Regions from separate parts of the Homo sapiens genome. Here region 2 is linked to region 1. Evidence: read pairs that join two places in POLR2A ChIA-PET (ENCODE). Cell type or tissue: A673. All regions are shown on one strand. Each heading gives the region's core, and the rest is flanking DNA. Links, peaks and the distances in the headings are about the cores only.

Evidence for each region. Peaks named below come from ENCODE experiments on the same cell type or tissue, not always from the same donor. Only the 100,000 strongest peaks of a DNase experiment are listed, where the experiment ranks them.
Region 2: POLR2A ChIA-PET joins it to region 1 with 24 read pairs; 2 of 35 experiments call an interaction of 5 or more read pairs at or near these places.

The regions. Positions count from the first base shown.
Region 1 is chr20:2,062,269-2,067,647 of GRCh38, reverse strand. No RefSeq gene overlaps it. Among named protein-coding and RNA genes, the nearest start is that of STK35, 37 kb to the left of the region's middle. In A673, for the core only: no CTCF peak of the experiment used is centred there; no DNase peak of the experiment used is centred there; H3K27me3 peaks cover 2,755 bases.
Region 2 is chr20:1,950,849-1,956,227 of GRCh38, reverse strand. PDYN-AS1 (PDYN antisense RNA 1) reads right to left here. Exons shown (of 4, transcript NR_134520.1): 2 at 4,680-4,749. Among named protein-coding and RNA genes, the nearest start is that of PDYN-AS1, 6.3 kb to the right of the region's middle. RefSeq lists an enhancer at 1,626-1,715 and a silencer at 5,091-5,379. In A673, for the core only: no CTCF peak of the experiment used is centred there; DNase peaks (open chromatin) are centred at 1,537, 2,867 and 3,157; H3K27ac peaks cover 4,809 bases.

The sequences.
Region 1 (5,379 bases), core at 184-5,183:
CATGTTGAACTGGAAACTGGAAGTCTGTGATTAAAGAAAATTTTTTTCATTGTGGTAAAATAGATAAGTTAAAATTTGCCACTTTAATCATCCTTAAGAGTTGAATTCAGTGGCAATAAATACATTCGCATTGTTGTACGACCATCACCGCCATTCATCTCCAGAACTTTTCTATCATCCCAACCTGAAACTCTGTACCCGTTAAACACTAATTCCCCATTAAGTAACTGCAAGCTTTTATATGATTGCTGATGCTGTCACTACTATGTAGTAAGCAATGGCAGCTCTTCTACTGGGATATTGGGCATCATTCTCAAGAACATATGTAGGGTGGGGCATCATGACATACTTTTGAGAAGGGAGCTAATGAGGTCAATGTGTGTGTTTTAGGGAGAAAAATCACTAATAGAGAGAAACTGTGGTGGAGCATGGTAGTGATGCTCCTTCAAGTCAGAGCTAAGCAAGCTGCCCTGAAAATTGGTCCTAAATGGAAACGTTTATCAAAGTAAATGTCTTGGCTCCACATTGACTTCATTTCACTGGTTTTGTTTTATTGTTTCATCTGCCCAGGAATGGAACCTTGAAACTTTTAGCGAGATGAATGGGAAGATTCCTTGTACTAATCTCATTTCCAAATGTAACTGGTGTCTGAATTATGAAGCTCTCTGCTTCCAAAGGCTACGTTAACAGAACCATCTATCCTCCTCTCCATGTAAGAGGTCCAGGGTGCCATTGTGATGCATGTTCATTATTGCAGCAATGGAGAAGTAATGGAGTTGGTACAACCTTTCAGAAGGCAATTTGGCAATATGTATCAAAATGTAAAATTTGCAGAACTTTCAGTTTAGCATTTCATTTCAAGGATCCCAAAGAAGTAATTGGACAAATGGTCAAGGGTGTTTGTATAAAGATGTTCAATGCAGCCTTGTTTATAATTGTGAAATATTGGAAACATTCTAAATGTTCAACAGTAGGGGACAAGGTACATTAGTTATCCACACAGTGGAATGTTTACTATGCAACTCACCAAAGATAAGGTGGAGCTGGAGGTAAGGAAAAACCTCCACAGTATTCAGGGATATCCTGCAGAATATTTCTCTGGTTAACATTTTCCCAGTGGAATCATTCTTAGTTTATAATACCCAAACTTGAGAGAATACACATCTCTCAAGAACAATGTCTTTTTTGGCAAATGCTTGCACAGGAAAAACATTTATATTCATATCCCTAAAACACAATAGAATATTTTAAAATTATCTTGGGGAAAAAGTTACTCATTATATCGCAAATAAGTTTAATGAAGCTTAGAATTACATATAGAAGGATAAAAATGCAACTGAGTGACCCAAACCTTCCAGTACCAAGGAGTCCTGGCTGATAAAGTGCAGTGGAAGTCACTGGATGAGACGTTCAGGGATGCTTTTATGGAAGGAACAGCCCCTGTTCCTTGCTTCTCTTTTGCCTTTTTGCCCCTTCCCCATTCTCCCTGTCTGGAACATGGAAGTGTTGTCTAGAGTGCAGCAAACAGCATACAGCCATGAGACTACAAAGCCTAAAGATGAGTCTTCACAGTGTGCAGAGGAAAGAAGGAAAGAGGAGGCATAAGGCATACCCAGCACTTCTTGTTACATAAGACATATACGCATTTTAGTAATTTATATCTTTTTTTTTTTTTGAGAAGAAGTCTTACTCTGTTGCCCAGGCTGAAGTTCAGTGGCGCAATCTTGGCTCACTGCAACCTCCACCTCCTGGGTTCAAGCTATTCTACTGCCTTAGTCTCCCAAGTAGCTGGCACTACAGGCATGCACCGCCACATCTGGCTAATTTTTGTATTTTTAGTAGAGACATCATTTCACCATGTTGGCCAGACTGGTCTTGAACTCCTGACCTCAGGTGATCCACCTACCTTGGCCTCCCAAAGGGCTGAGATTACAGGTGTGAGCCACTGCACCCAGCCGATTTATATCATTTTTTGGTCATAGCTTCTTCCATGTGCTTCTAAACATGATCCTGACACTGTGGTTATTATTTTCCCTTTTTTTAATTTCTAAAACAAAATTATAAAAATATATCATGAACTAATAACAAACAATACCTGAAGGAGTTAAATAGAAAGAAGTTTAAAAACACTGCCAGGGTCAGTGGCTTATGTCTGTAATCCCAGCAACTCAGGAGGCTGAGGTGAGAGGATCGCTTGAGGTCAGGGGTTTAAGACCAGCAACATAGCAAGACCCTGTCTCAACAAAAATAAAAATAAAAAATCAGTTGGGTGTGGTGCCACTTGCCTGTTCCAGCTACTTGTGATGCTGAGGCAGGAGGATTGCTTGCACCTAGGAGTTAGAGGCTGCAGTGAGTCATAATTATGCCACCGTACTCCAGCTTGTACTAGTTAGGAAGCTTTTGGCTGTATGTAACTCAAACGTGAAAATGCAAATGAAATGCTATCTCACTCAAGAAGCTAGAAGTAGAGTGTTTCCAGGGTTGGCTAATTCAACCTTAGATACATCATCAAGGATTTGAGTTCTTTCTACATTCTTGTTCTGCCATCCCCAGATCATTGGCTCATCCTCTTAGTCCAGCCTTTTTTGGCACCAAGGAACAGTTTGGTGGAAAACAATTTTTCCACGGATGGCAGGGAGAGGGGGAAAGGTTGGGGAGGGTGCTGCTGGTGGTTTCAGGATGAAACTGTTCCACCTCAGATCGTCAAGCATTAGATTCTCATAAGGAGCGTGCAACCTAGATCCCTTGCACGCGCAGTTCACAATAGGGTTTTGCTCCTATGAGAATCTAATGCTGCTGCTGATTCTGACAGGAGGCGGAGCTTAGGCAGTAAGGCTTGCTCACCCCGCTCACCTCCTGCTGTGCAGCCCGGTTCCTAACAGGCTGCGGATAGGTTCTGGTCAGTGGCCCAGGGGTTGGGGACCGCTGTCTTAGTCTTATTCCCTCCAAGGCCCAGGATAATTGCCATTGCTCCAGAAGCGCCATGCTAATGGCAATATATAGAGGCAGAAGATATTAATATCTTAACCACGTCCCTTTCTGAGATTGGGGAAAACTTTTCCAGAACCTCCATCAGGTGGTAAGGAGAACAGGAATATAACAATTCTTAAATAAGTCAGTGGTAAGAACAGGACTGTAACAATGAGTTGAGACCAGTAGCTCTCAACTCCAGCCACATGTTAGCAATACCACCTGCAAGGTTTAGGCTCCTGAGTCCACAGCACACCAACAGTCTGTAGTGCAGTATCTCTGGGAGTGGGACCTGGGCTATGTATATATTTTTAATTCCCTGGGTATTTTCAATGGGTAGCAGAGTTCAAAACTACTCTTTTGGCTGGGCGCGATGGCTTACGCCTGTAATCCCAACACTTTGGGAGGCCGAGGCGGGTGGGTCATGAGGTCAAGAGATGGAGACCATCCCGGCCAACATGGTGAAACCCTGTCTCTACTGAAAATACAAAAAATTAGCTGGGCTAGGTGGCAGGCGCCTGTAGTTCCAGCTACTCGGGAGGCTGAGGCAGGAGAATCACTTGAACCCGGGAGGCGGAGGTTGCAGTGAGCTGAGATTGTGCCACTGTACTCTAGCCTGGGACAGAGCGAGATTCTGTCTAAAAAAAAAAAAAAAAACCTACTCTTTTATGCTAATTATACTTCACCTCCTGGGACCAGGGAAGGGGCTGATTTCCCCCTTGAAGCATATTTGGATTGTTGGCAGAGGAAATGATCAAGAAGTGTTAGTTATGCATGTAGACTAATGATAGTATTTAACGCATATGTTGTGCTCCTATTTCTGTAGTTTAAAAAATTGTCTAAGTACATAAAATGACATATATGACAAGAAAAAATCTGGAAGTCTACAGACCAGACTTTTAATACTGATTATTATGGTGGGGTGGGGAGGGTTAATTTTGGATTATTTTCACTTACTAGTTGAACTTTCACAATGAACATTAATCACATAATTAGAAAAACAATGATGATACACCATTTTGGAAAAAATATTTTTAAAAAAACAAAGAAAAAAAAAGAAGGTGTAGAAGAAGAGATGCTGCTTTGCCTTTGTAGGTTGTCTTCTGTGGGGCAGTCCAGTCCCTTGTTGAGGGACTTATTATTATGCCTGTAGAGTTGGCCAGGCATGGTGGCTTATGCCTGTAATCCCAGCACTTTGGGAGGCCAAGGCCAGTGGATCACCCAAGGTCAGGAGTTTGAGACCAACCTGGCCAACATGGGGAAAGCCTGTATCTACTAAAAATACAAATATTAGCGGGGCGTGGTGGTGCGTGCCTGTAGTCCCAGCTACTCGGGAGCCTGAGGCAGGAGAATCACTTGAACTTGGGAGGCGGAGGTTGCAGTGAGCTGAGATCAAGCCACTGCTCTCCAGCCTGGGCAACAGAACGAGACTGTCTCAAAAAACAAAACAAAACAAAACAAAAACAAACAAACAAACAAAAACAAAAACATAGTATTGATCACTGACCCAGCAATCCATATGACCTGGGCAAAGGTAAACCCTGATCATGACACTCTTATTTCCCTTGCCAGCAACTGGCGTAGGCCAGGACGTGTGATGCAGTTGTGGTCATTAATACGTGAGAAAGCATCTGCTGGTAGGGGTGGTGGCTCTGGGAAATGTTTCTTTACTTTTCAAAAACACACAGGAAAAGAGGGTCTCTTTTTACCCCAGACATATTCCTTATTACATGTAATGCCTGGCTCTTGCAGCTGCCATCTTATGATTAAGACAAAGTCCACACACTGAGGCTGTCACAGTGAAAATATGAAAAGAATTGGGTCCTCTTTGGTGGCACATTTTTAAACCTGATGTATAACTTTCATACAATAAAGTGCACACATCTTAAGTGTACAGCTTGGGGAAGATTTTATGTGTATACACTCTTGTAACCATGAGCCCGATCAAGATACAGCACACTTCCAGCTCTCCAGAGGGCTGCCTCGTGCCCCTTCCCAGGCAATTTCCTATCCTCAGTGTTCCAATGCCTTAACAATTTTTTTTTGTTTTTAATTGTGGTTATGAACACATAACATTAAATTTACACTCAAACATTTTTATGTGTACAGTTTAGTAGTGTTAATTATATTCACCTTGTTGTGTAACAGATCTCCAGGATTTTTTTTCATTTTGTAAAACCCGAACTCTATGCCCACTAAACACTAATTCCTTTCCCACCTCCTCCTGGCCCCTGGCAATCACCTTCTCTATTTTCTGTTTCTACAGTTTTGACTAATTTAGATACCGCATATGAGTGGAAACATATGGTATTTGCCATTTTGTGACTAGTTTATTTCACTGAGCATAATATCCTTGAGGTTCATCCATGTTATAGCATGTGACAGGATATCCTTTTTATATTTTTTAAA
Region 2 (5,379 bases), core at 284-5,283, 110 kb after region 1:
TATGCTCAGTTTTGAGAGCCACTGTGCAATTGTAAGGGCCGAAGGGAAGCTTCTCCTCTGTCCTCTTAAGGTTTGCTGAAAACGAACTATAATAGACAGATTAGTAAAAGAAAAAGGCATATGAAATTGTATTTAACAAGGCCAGGCATGGTGGCTCATGCCTGTAATTCCACACTTTGGGAGGCCATGGTGAGAGGATCACTTGAAGCCGGAAGTTTGAGACTACCCTGGGTAACAAAACAAGATCCTGTCTCTACAAAAAATTTTTTTAAAAAATTAGCCAGGCATGGTGATATGTGTCCACAGTCCCAGCTACTTGGTAATCAGAGGCAGGAGGATCACTTGAACCCAGGAGTTTGAGGCTGCAGTTGAGCTATGATTGTGCCACTGCACTCCAGCCCAGGCAACAGAAGAACATCTTGCCTCTCAAAAAATAATAATAATAATAAAATAAATTATTTAATGTGAGTAACACAGGGGAATTATAGGAGAATGATTACCCAATAACCCTTATATGCCCTTCTTCATCGGGGAAGGGGAAATGGGAGGTATAGGAGTAAGTGACTTTTTAGGGGAAATGAGTGATCCTAAAGAACAACTGCCTGAGACAAAATTCTTCTGAGCTCTGGGGGAGGTGGCGGGAAGGTAAGGGGCAGACCTTCACTGTAAACAAAGATTGTCTTACTATGCAGATGAAGCGTCCCAGGTGATCTCTAGGAGCTGCTCTCAGAAAAACAAATGAAAGTCTGTCTGAGCACGGTGACTACATCTAGTCTCTTTTCCAGTGGTTAATCTTTCCTGGTTATTTGATGAGATTCCTAGGGACGGGGAGTTTTAAGAAATTGCATTTCTCTTGGAAAGAAGCTTTCTTAGGCAGATAAGAAAATTCCAGCGACAGCCCCTCCTGGTGCTTTGGGAAAGTAAGAGGATCAGAGAGACAGGGAGGCAGGGCAAGGTCAGAAAGAGACCTTGAAACCGCTTCTTCAGTTCAGCACGTCAAAGCGCCAGATTCTGGGGTATTATTTTCTGAGCCTGAATACAACACTATTGCATCTTTTCTCGAAATTTTGTAAAAAGAAAGTATATGTATGTATAAAAAAGTCTGATGGATTGGTCATTAAAATATTAACAGTGTCACTTCTGAATGGTGGGGTTCTGGGTGATTTTTTTATATATATTTTTTTGTTTTATAATTCCAAAAGGTACATAATGAACTTCTGCATCCAAAGTAAAAGAAAAAAATACATGTTCTTTAAAAAAAAAAAAAAAAGAAGAAGGGGCCAGGCACAGAGGCTCACGCCTGTTATCCCAGCACTTTTTGGGAGGCCAAGGTGGGTGAATCACTTGAGGTCAGGGGTTCAAGACCAGCCTGGCCAACATGGTGAAACCCCATCTCTATTAAAAATACAAAATTTAGCCAGGTGTGGTGGCACAGGCTTGTAATCCCAGCTACTTGGAAGGCTGAGGTGGGAGGATCGCTTGAACCAGGGAGGTGGAAACTACAGTGAGCTGAGATTGCACCACTGCACTCCCCTGGGAGACACAGTGAGGCTCTGTCTCAAAAAAAAAAAAAAAAAAAAGGAACTCCGCTTCAATACTCAGTGAGATGGTATATATTTTGGGTAGAAGGGAAGTAGAGAAGAAAATGGTTCCCCTAAATCATACAGCAACTCCAGCAGTTCTTCTTCAGTGTGAATGAATCACCAGGGGGTCTTGTGAAAATGCAGACTTGGCCGGGTGCGGAGGCTCACGCCTGTGATCCCAGCACTTTGGGAGGCCGAGGCGGGCGGATCACGAGGTCAGGAGATCGAGACCACGGTGAAACCCCGTCTCTACTAAAAATACAAAAAAATCAGCCGGGCGTGGTGGTGGGCGCCTGTAGTCCCAGCTACTCGGGAGGCTGAGGCAGGAGAATGGCATGAACCCAGGAGTCGGAGCTTGCGGTGAGCCGAGATCGCGCCACTGCACTCCAGCCTGGGCGACAGAGCGAGACTCCCTCTCAAAAAAAAAAAAAAAAAAAAAAAAAGAAAGAAAAAAAAAGAAAATGCAGACTCAGTGAGGCTTGCGGCTAAGATGCTGCACTCCCAACCAGCTCCCAGAGGATGCTGAAGATGCTGGTCTAGAGTCCACACTTTAAGAAACAAGAGACCAGAGAGACGGAGGCTCTTAATCTCCAGAATGCAAGCTTCACGAGGGGCCTGGTCCCATGATGTGTTTCCAGTGCTGAGAACGGAGCAAAGAATAGTTATCTAATAAATAGATGGAGGTGCGGCAAGCCTCCTCATTCCTGGGGACCCAGAAATGGGGGTTCTGGTCATGGTTCTGTATCTGCTGCCAGTAATACCTTTGGCAAGCTGCGGCCTCCCTGTGATGACAACTGTCACTGGGCAGGGTGACAGCTCTGGACCCTTCTTTCCCATGACCCAATATGCAAGACCGGTTCAGCCTGGGCCAGGGCTACCCAACATGTCAGTCTTGCACCAAACAAAAAGTACCAGGAACTTGGTAACACAGGTGTTCTGAGAAGCCCAAAGAAAGGAACTAGAGATGAAGAAATATCTAAGTTGAGGTTTCCGTAGAAACATTAACTCATCTGCATAGGCTGCATGCTGCATTTGGATTACAGGTTAGGCTCGTAAGCCTGAAATAAATTATATACTCTTCGTATTATTCAACACTGTACTGTATAATAATAAATTATACAGTTATAGGCCTCAGCCCAAGTTATAACAAATTATACCACAGTGTATAATTACCCTGCACTGCACCATATAATAATAAATTAGACAGCTACAAACCTAAGTTGTGACTCCAGAAAGAGGAGAATGAATGGGGGCTACTGATCCATTCCTCTGACCAGTCAGATAAGCCCGGAGCCTGAGAATGAAGAATTTAATTGCTTATTCCTTCCTTCCTCCCTCCCTCTCTTCCTTCCTTCCTCCTTCCCTCCCTCTCTCTTTTCCTTCCTTCCTCCCTCCCTCCCTTCCTTCCTTCCCCTCTTATTCCTTCCTCCTTCTCTCTCTCCCTCCCTCCCTTCCTTCTTCTTTTCCTTCCTTCCTTCCTTCCTTCCTTCCTTCCTTCCTTCCTTCCTTCCTTCCTTCCTTCCTTTCCTTCCTCCCTCCCTCCCTCCATCCCCCTCTCATATTTGAGTGCCTCCCTGGTTTTTGGTGTAGACTTGACCATGGGAGCCTGAGCTGACTTGGAACGAGTCCCCATCTTTGAGGGCTCCCAGGCTGTGGGGTGAAGAGCATGTAAACTGAAAATGAAACAGTGTAACAACAGCTGCTGTGGAAAGAGTAAATTAATCACAGCGGCCTTGGTATCAGGTGTCTACCAGGTAGCAGGCATCAGCACAGGTGTTAACTCCTCATGCCCTGGGGGTAGGTATCATCGTCTCCATTTGACAGGTGAAGCGAGCAGAGCTAACACAAAATGTGACTCGCTTAAGGTCACACAACTATTATAGAAATGGTGGGTGGGAATTTTCACCCAGGACTGTCTATCTGACGGTTAGATTTCTCTGAGGGTGCTACCCAGTCGAGTCAGCTTGGAAAGCAAAAATCAAGTGTCATGAAAAGTACCCCTGGCAAATCCTCAGAGACACTAGGTTGGGGACTGATATTCAGTCTCCTAGTGAGTCCAGCACAGTTGGGGTTCCCTGCAGCCCAGGAGCAGGTTCCTCTTCCTTCCACAGAGGGTACTGGCTGGGGTAATACTGGACCATAATATAATCTAGTGCCAGTGTGGATTAGGAGCTACTGTGAGGACTTCACAGGTGTTAAGCTCATTTTATCCTCTCAACAACCTTATGAGGTTGGTACTTTTCTTATGCCCACTTTACAGGTGAGGAGTCCCAGGCACAGAGGAGTTAGCAACTTGCTCGGGGTTGTACAGCCAGGAAGTGGCGGAGCTGGAGTCTGAATTTGGAGTAGTCTGGTCTGCCAAGTCCCTCATTCTTTCCCACTATACTGCCAGTTTTTTGGGTTTTTTTCCAGCTTATCTTTAAAGACTTGTCCTTAGGTAGCTGTAGGATGAGGGGCCTATGGGGACTGAGCCTCAGAGAGCAGATTCTGCCTCTATCTCATAACCACTTAGGGTGTGTGCCCATTGAGCCACATGGTCCTTACTTAATTTCTTTCTCTCTTCTTGTCTTTCTTTCTGTATTTTTTCTTTTTTCTTTTGTCTGAAGCACACGTTAAACTTGCATAAGCTGTAATTTTATTGTAATCAAACTGTCAAAGAGGCCCAAAGTGACAGGGAAGTGAATGCAACTGCCTCTCTTCCTGCAGTGGTCAGGGAAGGCTTCTGGGAGGAGGTGGCATTAAAGGCATAAAGGGTGAATAGGAGTTTAAACAGCACACAAGGAAGGCAGGCAAGAAGAGTGAAGGTACAGGTGAGAAGAGATTGTTTTGGGAGGGACTCTTAAGTCCTTCCAGGTGGCTGTGTGAGCTGGGCAGGAGGCGAGGTGGGGTGGCAGACAGGGCCTTTCAGTGCCTCACTAGGGGAGCTGGACTTTATGTTAAAAGCAGCGACCGTCAATGTGTGGACGGTGGGCTCCTTGGGGATGTCCGAGCTCCACACTGTAGCCAAGACAGGGAAACCAAGGCCCCGTAAGGCTCCTCAGCCTGTCCCACCCCACTCAGTTCCCCAAGGCTCTTCCATGCTGACCAAGCACTTACCTAAACGCTCTTATCCTCATGTCTGGCTGACGGAAGCGGCTCAGTCTGGCAGGTCTCTCTAGAAGGGCATCTACTGGGGGACGGAGAGAGGGTTGACAGAGAAAATACAGGATATCTATGCCCAGTTACAGTTGAACTTTGGACAAACAGCAAGTGATTTTTATATCTCAAATATTGCATGATATATACTAAAAGTATTCATTATTTTTATGAAATTCAAATGTGATTGGGGGTCCTCTATTTTTATTTGTTAAATCTGTCTAGTCTAGATGGAGGGGAACAGGTCACTTCCCAAATAGAATTGAAACCCCTGTGCCTTAGTCAGCATCCCATCAGAGAATTAGAGATGCTGAGCCTTTAGGAGTCATCTAGAACAAGGGATTCTGCCTCTAGTGTGGACTTGCAAGGCCCATGGATCGGCTGGACCAGCAGTCGGAAGGAAGAGGTGCCACGGACAAGAGTAAGAACAAACGGGAACATGTGTCTGTCCGCCACCCCTGCCCATGTCACTGCCACAGTGACCTGCAGGAGAATCCGCCGCCTTCCCTCTGAGAGGCTTTGTAACCATGGTTACAAAGGAAGGGCCCTGGGGAGTATGGAATCTGCACCTCATTTCTGCCCTGGTCTGTAACTTTGGGTAAGTTACTGATAGTAGTCAACTTCTCCATACCTTGGTGTCCTCACACATTAAATGTATACA